Regions from separate parts of the Homo sapiens genome. Here region 2 is linked to region 1. A link is a contact called in ENCODE Hi-C data. All regions are on one chromosome and are shown on one strand. The core of a region is the stretch at or near the end of the contact, and the rest is flanking DNA. Distances in the headings are between cores, read along the strand shown. Region 1 holds the start of COPS7B (COP9 signalosome subunit 7B). Region 2 overlaps DIS3L2 (DIS3 like 3'-5' exoribonuclease 2).

The links. Hi-C counts contacts between places; a loop is a spot of excess contacts on that map. Pooled maps may share reads with other maps.
Region 2: a loop to region 1 is called in a map of CD4-positive, alpha-beta memory T cell, with 4 times the contacts of the local background. The contact joins the enhancer-like site here to the promoter of COPS7B in region 1. A Hi-C loop is called at or near these places in 3 of 168 maps with a recorded cell type or tissue (CD4-positive, alpha-beta T cell, CD4-positive, alpha-beta memory T cell and naive thymus-derived CD4-positive, alpha-beta T cell) and 12 of 50 pooled maps.

Annotation. Positions count from the first base shown.
Region 1 is chr2:231,784,442-231,789,856 of GRCh38, reverse strand. COPS7B (COP9 signalosome subunit 7B) reads right to left here and starts at 3,412. Exons shown (of 7, transcript NM_022730.4): 1 at 3,319-3,412; 2 at 1,125-1,302. The coding sequence starts at 1,286. It also overlaps the pseudogene RPL28P2. RefSeq lists silencers at 3,155-3,414, 3,505-3,684, 3,695-3,774.
Region 2 is chr2:232,316,103-232,321,703 of GRCh38, reverse strand. The region is part of intron 14 of DIS3L2 (DIS3 like 3'-5' exoribonuclease 2); the gene reads right to left. Among named protein-coding and RNA genes, the nearest start is that of ALPP, 60 kb to the left of the region's middle. Within about 2 kb of position 1,768, at least 5 of the 41 ENCODE cell types and tissues checked have a DNase peak (open chromatin) inside an H3K27ac peak, as active enhancers do.

The DNA of each region.
Region 1 (5,415 bases), core at 2,163-4,662:
CTCCAGTTTCCCCATCAAGAGGAATAGGCAGACACACAGCACCGAATCCAATAAACTGAAGGCCGGCAACTCCTTTGGTTACAACTAACTGATTCACTGAAACTCCTGTTAAAACTGACTGTGGGTGTGGAGCCAACAGCAAAGGTGTTGTGGTGGTCATGAAGGTGATAAACTGCCCAACAAAAGCAAACCACCTCCTATATGCAAATCGCCACCACCAAGAACTCCGGGGCCACTCTCAACAGCATCCAGCACATGCTCCACAAGAAGTACCATCACCCAGATCTATGCATGGCAGCTTCCACAGAGCCAGCACCAGTCTGCATAGCCAGAAGCCTGTGAGGATGAAGAGGAAGGGGACCTGCCCCACCAATCCGCCAAAAGCTCCTGAGCACCAGCCTCCACCCCACAAAACAATAAAGATGCTTACAGACTTTTCTCAATAAGTGAATAAATATAAATAAATAAAAATGTTCAAATTGGAAAGTAGAGGTTGAGAAGTATAGATTGCTTTACATCTCTTTGTTCCTTCTGTTCAATGGATCTTCTCATTTTTGAGGCACAATGACCAAAACTGGATATCCAAGGTTTTAATAACAAGCAAGCAAACAAGTAAAATGAACTATGTCCTAGCTTTTCATGTCATATCTAACACATCTAACACATTTAGCACAACACTGCCCTTTTCCTCAAGAACAATACACTCCTATTCATGTCCATCTTATGTTCAATAGCAGTATGTTTCTGCTGTGTGTCCCTGACCAATCTTCCTTATCGATATTGCACTGGAGGTTTCTGGTCCTTAAGAATGCATGAATCTACTCCTATTAAACAGCCCATGCTTACAGCACTACTTTTCTAATTTATCAGGATCAATTTGACTTTTTTACTATCTTTTAGGTTATTATTAGCAACAATCTAATTTTACCCAAGGTAAGATAAAAATACTGGATAAAAGGAGCCAAGGATATTCTCTCAATCTCTCCCTCTGCCCCACCAATTCCCATCTGTCTCACAATAGGGTACCTCACAGGTTCACAATACTTCAGCACTGAAATTCTTTGGAAACCTGGAGAATTACAGAGTCTTAGAATAAAGAGAAATTGTTTGCAAACCGTTCTTACCTCCTGCACGTTGGCCAGCTCCAGAAGTTCTCCAAAGACATACACTCCGGGAGCCTCTAAGACCTGGCTTATGAGAGCAGTGAGGGCTGAGCCACTGGTACCTTTGGCTAGTAAAATAAACTGCTCCAGGAGATTACTTGAGGGTTTCTGTTCCCCTGCCATTCTCTGGCCTTGAAATCTGTCCAAAAGAAAATTGTGTCAGTCATTCTTCCTTCTCCTTTGCAAAGTCTGTGCCTATTCAGTGCTGAATCAAACACCAGAATACTTTACTTTTATAGTGTTGATAAAGAAAAAACAGGACAAGTGCAGTGGCTCATGCCTGTAATCCCAGCACTTTGGGAGGCTGAGGCGGGTGGATCACCTGAGGTGAGGAGTTCGAGACCAGTATGGGCAACATGGCAAAACCCCATCTCTACTAAAAATACAAAAATTAGCTAGGCTGGTGGCAGATACCTGTAGTCCCAGTTACTTGGGAGGCTGTGGCACAAGAATTGCTTGAACCCAGGAGGTGGAGGTTGCAGTGAGCCAAGATTGTGCCACTGCACTCCAGCCTGGGCAACAGAGCGAGACTGTCTCAAAAAAAAAAAAAAAAAAAACAGTTCCTGAGTCCAGATGCAATGACCACCTTATGAGATGGGTGGAGTTCAACCTGGAGTTAAAAGGATCTTGTCCTAAATTCTGGTGTTTGAAACACACTTTGTAAAAGTCATTTCACTTCCACCTGTCCCTCCTCCAGAGGCAACACCTTCTAAGTCCTTAAACCTGACCAGGACCTAAAGAAAAACACATGAGTTTCTCAGCAGCTGTTTTATATCCACCTCGTTTATACATTCTGGTTAAGAAATGGAGGATACTGCCTATACACAGAGGCACCGGATGTAAGCAAAAGCAATCAGTTACAGCTCCCACTGTGTCATCAGAATCCAATCTACAGCCAGACAGATAAGGAAAACAAAAAACCAGACAAGAAAGATGTCTCATTTAATCAAGTCAAGTAAGCACAGATAAAGGGAGACATCATTTTGAAAGAAAAGTAGCGATATATTCAAACTAAGAACATACATGCTGTGTAAGACCATGGGGAAAAATCCCTGTATTCGGCCTCCTCCTGATACGACATTTTAACCAAACGTGACTTCAGAATGTGTAAAAAAAAAAAAACCTCAAGAAAACGATAAAAAGATTTGGGAAAACAGTGAAAATATTGTATCAGCGCTCCGAAGACATTAAGTACAGGAGGGTCCCTCAATTGTGTAATCTAATTACACGCTGAGTGTACAGGAGTTCCAGGTAAGATTTCTCCTCCAAGAATGATACATATTAGAGCAGCGTGACAAAATGAACGAAAAACGGTATAGTAGAGTGCAGCAAAGAACAATTTGAAGAATAGTTTGGTGCAAGAGGAACTAAGTTTTGTGTTGGCAGGCACACAGATTAGTTGCCCTTTCACAGTATTAGAGAAACAAGTATGTCGCCTCACTTAGGGTTACCTAAGAAGGTCCGGCCAGACACAGGAAAAACAATGAAGTGCTGGGGAACAACGAGTTTGAGGACGGAAGGGAAAGGGAAAAGAGAAGGGGAGAGGATACGAGGAAGAAGGAAAGGAGTAGGGAAGAAAGGAGGGTCGGTGACGGTAAAGAGGGAAGGAGCGAAAAGGCCCTTCCAAGAGGACCCGTGTGAAGAGACAGATGGGGATCTCTGCAAAGAGTCCCAATGTTAGGAGGTGGGGGTGGAGAGGGGGTAGGGAAATGGAGAGAAACTTCTGTCCCTTCAAAAAATCTCGGCTTAAGGAGCAAAGCCTGTGGGCGCAGAGAATGTAAAGAGACGGAGACAGTCGCTTTCTTCTGGAGTGGGAGGGCCAGAGGCTAGGCACAGAGCGGAGATAAATTCCCGTCAGGGGAGGGCGCTATTTGGATGGACTGGAGAGGGGCAAACGAGCAGCCTTTGGGGATGGGAGAGCGAAAGCAGCCACAGCACTGAAGCTGAGGGTCGCAAGCTGCAGCAGACCTCACGGTGGGCGGTATGCTCCAAGCAGGGCCGCAGGCGTGGAGTGAGGAGCCGCGGGACGCGCTCCCCAAGGCGGGGGCGGGGCGGGCACGGCCGCGGGCTTCCTTGGCGGCGGGCTCTAAGCCGGATCGTCTGGCCGAGCCTGGAGCGCCGGCCCCGCTCGGCCCACCCTCTCGCTAGCTCCTACCTGTCCACGCCACCTCTCGGTCCTCTTAGTCGCTGGCTCGGCCTCCCGGCGCCTGCCCGCAGGTTGTCAAGCGTCCATGATCACCCCGGCGTCCGGCGCTTTTCTGTCTCCGCCGACCCGTCGCCCGTGCAGCTCCCCCGGAAGCCTCCCACCGCTGCACTCGCGTTCCGCCCACACAAGGTTCCACCCGCCGCGTTTACAGCCTTCGACCTCCGGTGGGGAAGTGGGAGCGAGGGGGCGGGGAAGAGTCTGCAGCCCGGGAACCAGGCGGGGAGGGGGTGGCTAGGGGCCCAAGGAGAGGAATGCGGCCTAGACGGTACTGCAGCCCAACCGTCGCCATCGCCATCCCGGGCCCCAAATCCTCCCCTTAGGCTGTGCTTTCTCTCTCAGGAGCTCCCCATGGCTACTGCGCTACCCCTGGGCACCGAGATACATTAAGCCTACTAACTACCACTTATTGAGCGTTTTACCATGTGCCAGGTGCTGTACATGCATTATCTCGTTGAATTCTCATAACTGTGGCTTGTATTATTGTTCCCATTTTTCAGGTGAGTTAACTAAGTCCAAAAGTCAGAAAGTGACAAAGCTTGCTATCTTTGTCAAACCCAGGCTATCTGAGGCCGAAGACGATGTTCTTGACCTCTATTCAGAAAATGTTTTAAAATAAGCAAGAGATGGGTTAAGCCAACAATGGTTCTATGACCAAAATGTCATTGATAGAGTTGCATCTGGTGCTTACCAACTCCCCTGGGAAGATGGCTAAGAAATGCCACATAATTGAACACTTAAACTGATTCCTGTATACACCACAGTCTTTCAGGTCTTGAAAATGAGAGAGAAAAACAGCCCTATTTGCCTATCGTGCGTTAGAATGCAGAAATGAGACAGGACAAATGCAAAGGAGCCTAGCATCAACCAACTCATTCATTTATTCAAAAACATTTCTTTAGCACCTATTATGTCCTGAAAAGTTATATGAAGATAAAACAAAGCTCTTACCCTCAAAAGCTCCAATGTGTTAAATGCTATGGGGAAGATATGACAACACTTTGGAAGCACAGAAGAGGTTGGGGAAGAAAAAAACAGACAAAAAGGGGAAAAAAGGGGGGTAGTGCCCATTGTCACAGAGGCTCGCACTGTGCAGCATATACTGATGTCAAAAAGAAACCCAGAGTGGTTTGACCCCAGGGTTTTCAAGAGTGAGAAATGAGGGGTACAGAGCTGGAGTCAGGTCATCAAAGGTCTTGGAATCCACATGCCAGGTACTGGGGAATTACTTAGGCTTTTTAAGCTAAGGAGAGGTATGAATAATTGCCTTGTTAGAGTGATCATGCTAGGTGCTATAGGAGTGGATTGGATGTGGAGAGAATTGGAGGCAGGGAAAACCTCCGGTGAGGTGACCGATTTATTCTAGATAAGAGATTGTGTTGCCGGGCGCGGTGGCTCACGCCTGTAATCCCAGCACTTTGGGAGGCCAAGGTGGGCAGATCACCTGAGGTCAGGAGTTCGAGACCGGCCTGGGCCACATGGCAAAACTCTGTCTCTACTAAAAATACAAAAATTAGCTGGGCATGGTGATGCACTACTAATCTCAGCTACTCTGGAGGCTGAGGCATGAGAATCGCTTGAACCCAGGAGGTGGAGGTTGCAGTGAGCCGAAATTGCGCCACTGCATTCCAGCCTGGGCAACAGACTGAGACTGCATCTCAAAAATACAAACAAAAACAAAGGTAGTGGCAATTGGGGATGAAAAAGAAGGGACACTGTTGGAGACATTTAGACTATAGAATCTATAAGACTTGGTGACCAGTTGAATATAAGGAGAGGGAGGGAGCATAACACCCAGGATTCTGCGCTGGGAGGCCAGAGCTGTCTAGAGCTAGTGTTAAGTGAACAGGGCTATGGAAGAGGAGGGACAAATATGAGAGTGAGAGGAAGACAAGTGAGTTTAGTGTGACTTCATAGAAATTCCAGCAATGCCTCTACTTCCTCTAGAACAATGTCCAGACTCCATGGCTGCAATTTGGATTTAGTATTTTGGTTTTTTTTTCCCTTAAGAGACAGAGTCTTACTCTGTCACCGCGGCTGGAGTGCAGT
Region 2 (5,601 bases), core at 519-3,018, 530 kb before region 1:
CCCCCTCCTGGTTGCCTCAGGCTCAGGCCCTTTCCTGTCTGAGTCGCCCAGGGCTGAGCAGGGTTGCTTTTCCTGCTCTTGGTTTCGCGTCACTGCCGAAGGCGCCCTGTGCAGCCTCTCCTTTGCTGACGCTCCTCCCACCCCCCACAGAGACGCACTGGGCCTCCGGGTCAGGAGGGCAGGGCAGAGTGGGCCACGGGCCACGGCAGCAGTGGGATGCGGAAGGCCCCTGCCCCTCAGATGCCTTGGCCCACATGACATCATGGCCCCTGGGTGACAGCTGGGCCTCAGGTGAGCCTCTTTCTAGACTGTTCCAAGAGGGAGTTTTTGTGCTGAGCTCGGAGCTGGGCAATGCATCCAGGCATCCCCCATGTTTTCCCTGGTGAGCTCCATACAGTCAGAGAAAGCTCAGGAGGTCTCCAGGTCAGTCCCTCGCCCAGGTCTGAGTGTGGCATGAGGTCCTTAGCTGCTAGTGCTCTGGGGGTCCTTGGTTGTCACACTCCCTGGCCCCCCGCAGGCTTTTGCTGGCCTGTTCCTTGCCTCAGCCCTGCTCACTTACTGGCCACAAGGAGATCAGTGCCTCTGTTCCCAAGGGACTCTTTGGGGCCTCCTCATGGGTGACAGGCACCCAGACTCTTAGGCCACCCTGGATTTCCACTCTGCCCCCTCTGCTCCCCGCACCCAAGCCCACCTTCTCCACTCAGCAACTCGTGGGGCTGTACAGGTTCAGTTCACACATCTCCCTCCCTGGCTCCATGGTCCTGTGGGCTGATTCTAAACCACATCTCAACAGTGAATCCAGACTGTCCTTCTCTGGAGGCTAGTTTTCCTCTGCAGACCATAGGCTGTTGGGTGGGGAAGGGAGGGGAACACCTAGCCGTGCCCATCTATGTATCCCAGAGCTGAGCAGCACATGGAGGAGCTGGTGAAATGTTTGGGGGAACAAATGAGGTATTTCAGAGACATGACTTGCTTGTTTGCTCCACAGAAAACGTTGAGTGCCAAACAAGACTTATTTTCAGGGGTGGAAGCACAGCCCCCTAGTAATAAAGGACTAGGAGTGGCAGTTATGGCTCCTGCAACTTCCCTTCAGCTTATCACTGTTGAACCAGAGGTGTATGAACTTGGCAGAAGAAACCCAAGATGGCTTCTGCTGGCCTAATGGGACAGGCTACATTTGCCTCGATACATTCTTACTGCCTGTATATGGTTATCACTTAAATCCAACACAGGTGACAGGTGACAATGTCACTGGGACTCATCTGTTGGTTGCATGATGAATGAATTCTCTCCTGCAAGGGCAGCCTGCCTCAGTATAAACATGAAACACAGAAGATTAAAAGAAAACTCCTTTTGTCTTGTTTTTTTTTCCACTGAACTAACGCTCGTCTTATCACCCCCTGGAACACAGCATGTTGAGTTTGGCAGAGCTCTGCATTCATTCTGTGACTTTTAAAATATTGACACACAGTTTTATGACCTAGGTTCAGAGCGGTTTCAATGAATGTGTCCCCCACCCCCCCCAGAACATTCTGGGCTTCCCTGACATCTTCATGTGCCCACCCCACGTGGCACTGAGGCCCCAGCTCTGCCCTCTCTTTGTCCACAGGAAGGGGTAGGGTGGGTGGGGTGGAGGGCGGGGAAAACCATAAGACTGCTGGGTTTCATCTCCACTCCTACCCAAAGTCAACCAAAGACTGCTGAGTGCTCTCGCACAGCCTGTGTGAAGACTTCAGCCCTTTCCCCGACGCCACTCTCATTCTACCTGAGAACCAAGACCAGAACAACCTGGATTAGGCCCTGAGTCCTTTCAGGCAGGCTGGGTCAATCGTAAGTCAGATGGTGAGGCCAGACCATGCCAAAGCGTGACTGGACCTGAGGGCTCTGCTTCCCTGAGCTACCACTCTGGAGGCCAAGCCCATCTTGTAGGGCAGCCTGGGTTGCAGAGGGCAGCCCTGTTTATCCAGGATTTTCAGATGCATTAAGAAAGCTCTCCTGGTACCTGGGATGCTGACTAGCAATCTGGGAGCTTCTTCACAGGTAGGTTAGGCCAAGCCCAGGCAGCCAAGCCCAGGCAGCCTTCAGGCCTCCCCTGGGTGAGAATTGTTGTTCCTGGTAGAGGCTGTAGCACCCAGAACTCTCTGGCCTCAGTCCAGCTGCCTCTGCCTGGGAGGAGGCCTTGCCCAACACCCCAGGAGGGCCCTGTGTGGTCCGCTGAGCTGTGCAGCCACCAAGATGGAGAGTAACTGTGCTGTCTGATTAATGGTGCTTATGCCTGTCCATTTACCAGTAAATCTTTGTGATACTCAAGCCCAGTTCCTCATGTGCCATGTTTGGCTGTTGTGGAAGTACTGTCAAATGGTCATTTGCAACAAAACAAAGAACTGGCTGCTAGTTTCACCAGGACATGCTTATACGTAGCATGCAGTCCAGGGTGTGTCCACTGTGTGCCAACCACACAGTGTCGTGTGCACCCCACATGGGAAGGCCAGTGTGGTAGGGTGCTGGGTGCTGTTGCCCTCTGCTTCTCTCAACCACCACAGTGTCTTGTGTGCCAACCACACAAGACACTGGGTGCTCCTTACTCGATACCATCTGCCCAGGAATGGCCCAGCCAGCCATGTGGGAGCAGACCACACCTCCCTGCTGGGTATGGAGGCCAGCAGTGCTAAGACTGGCAGTAGGAGTTCTGAGAAAGGAGTGGCCATGGCCACTGCACTCAAGGAACATGAAGGGAAGACCCCCGCCCTGTGTTGTATCTGGAATGCTCCTGGGGTTTCAGGGAGAGACGGTGGGGAGGTGGTGGGAAGAAGAGCCATTCTCCTTCTATCCATGATCTTTAGGGATTCCTCCTCATTCCAACAAGCATGACAAGATGGAACACAGAGGCTTGGTGAGGCGGCTCTCTGCTCTGCTCAGTTCTCCAGGGCTTGGCCAGGCCTCTTCCCTCTGGTTCTTGTCCCATGACTCTGTCCTGTCACCTTCTCACTTGCCTCCCCTGGGGTGGGTTGGGGCCTACAGGGTCCCACACTGACACTCCAGCCGGGAGAAGCAGAGGGCAACAGCACCCAGCACCCTGCCGCGCTGGCCTTCCCATGCGGGGTGCTCACAACACTGAGAGCCACTCCCTGCATCCTTTGTTCACCTCCCCCCTGGCCTTTGTCACCCCCTTGCAAATGCTGTCTTACATACCTGTCTTCCTCGATGGGCTGTGGGCTTCAAGGGAAGGAACTGGGCCCTTCTCTTGTGCTCAGTGCAGTACCTGGCACTAATAGGCGTCCAATAATGTTTGCTGGACAAGCAAACGAATGATGTTTACAACTGGGCCAGAGAACACTTGGCGAAACTGGTCCTCCAACCCACGAGGGTGTGGGCAGACTTCTCAGCGCCCTTCCATGAACTCTGAGGACTTTCCTAGGGGTCGTTTTCTAAGTTTGATGGTGGGAAAGGGCCCATGTGGCACAGAACACAATTCTGAATATAAGGGCTTCCTGAAGATTCTTGCAAGTTACCCTTGTTTGAGCCCAGCTTCCTGGGCACCCCGACCACTACTGGCCTCTGGCCTCTGGCCTCTGTGGAGGCCTGGCCTTGCAGGAGTGGGTTCTCCATTGTGGATCGGCAGCTTCACTTTATAACAGAGCCCAGAGGGCAGCAGCAACTTGCCAGTATTCTTGTATTGCTAAAGTCAGGGGGGAAAGGTAGGGCACTGTCAACCACACACAACCTGGGTAACCTTAGGCAGACTACTTAACCTCTCTAACTTCTTCTACCTACCTCGCAGGGTTATTCTAGTGAGGATTAAATGAGATAAACTTTGTTATCTTATTTAACATTATAAGCTCTGACCTATTGTTAACTATTCCATAAATATTAGTGTTATTATGAAAACCTTCTGCACTGAATTAAGGAGACAATTAATTCAGTGACAATTCAGAGACAATTAGAGGTGTAATTAAAAAATAGAAGAGGCTAGGAGTGGTGGCTCACACCTGTAATCCCAGCACTTTGGGAGGCTGAGGTGAGCAGATCCCTTGAGGCCAGGAATTCGAGACCAGGCTGGCCAACATAGTGAAACCCCATCTCTACTAAAAATACAAAAATTAGCCAGGCGTGGTGGAGGGCACCTGTAATCCCAGCTACCCGGGAGGCTGAGGCACATGAATCGCTTGAACCCGGCAAGCAGAGGTTACAGTGAGCAGAGATCGGGCCACTGTACTCCAGCCTGGGCAACAGAGTGAGACTCTGCCTACCTTCTACCTCCCCACCCCGCCAAAATAGAAGAATGTTAGGAACACAGAACATGAGAGGAAAAAAGAGCAAATACTGCATACTCCCAGGAGACATTTGTCCAGCATCTGCTGAACACCTCTGTGTTCCCAACACTGTGCAGGGGCTGGGATGAAGTGACTGTCCTTGCTCTTGGGCACAGGGAATCAGATCAACACACACTCACTCCCCTACCTCCCAACCCCTGTCCAAATCTTATTAGCATAAAAAGTGGCTTGTTTCCGCAGCACTTACTGCCTGGGCGAGGAAAGCCTTTCACACACATTCTCCACACTCTACCCACAAATGTGTTTCCCTTCCATTGCAAGGACTGTCCATGGGTCATGAAGCCAAGGGTAATAACCTGCCTCCCAGGGCACACAGCGAGGTACTGGTGGTTCTGAGGCTAATGCTGCCTTAAGGATGTGAGAGTTAAGCTCGATGACACTAACAGCTGGGAAATTCACCAGGAAAAAAGCCCAAAGGAATGAAAAGTTCCTTCCTCTTCAGGAACGGTACAATGAAAAATCACAACAATGGTTTCCTAGAAGATTTATGACACAAAAGATAGCGACCAGCTAACTGATCTTTTATCTACACCAAAGACTTAATGACAGGAAACAGATTTAGATTAAACTGGAGGGCTGTTAAACTAAAGAAGAACAATTCAATAATAAGCACAATATCTTGCTTACCTAAAACTTAATCACATTTGATCTTATGTCTTTGAAACATGAAGCAGAACCAGGAAATAGGCAGAAGCAGGGCCTGTGGGCAGCCAGCGCAGAGGTGGGGCCGGGAACCCAAGTGTGCCTCCTGGGAAGTCCTTCCTTCCCACCTCACTCAGAGCCTTTCCTCCCATTGAACAGAATCCTAACAGCTTGCCTCGGCTTCCTCACAGATTCCACGCTCCCCACAAAGCCTCATGCTTGGAGTGGCTGGAGAGGGTGCTACAGGTTCTCCGGACAGCCACGGAGAAGTGACAACTGGCCCTGACTGTAAAGGCAGAGACAAAGACAGGGCAGGGCCCCAGCAAAATCAGTGAAAATACACAGCATTGTGTGGACATCTAGTGTGGAGGCGAATGACACTGTGGAGTACAGGGGACCCCATTAAAGAACAGGACATAATCGTAAGGAACAAGGTTTTGGCGCCTGGAAGAATAAATCCTCTCTGTAGAATGACTCCTTCCTTCTTATTCTAGGTAGCACAAACATTAACAGATTTATAGAACAACAAAGGCTGTGCTGGAAGCTGATGAGCCGCTGCCCAGGAGGCTACTGTGAAGCCGCAGTGGCATGCCAGGGCTCGCGAACACACAGACACACCAATGCC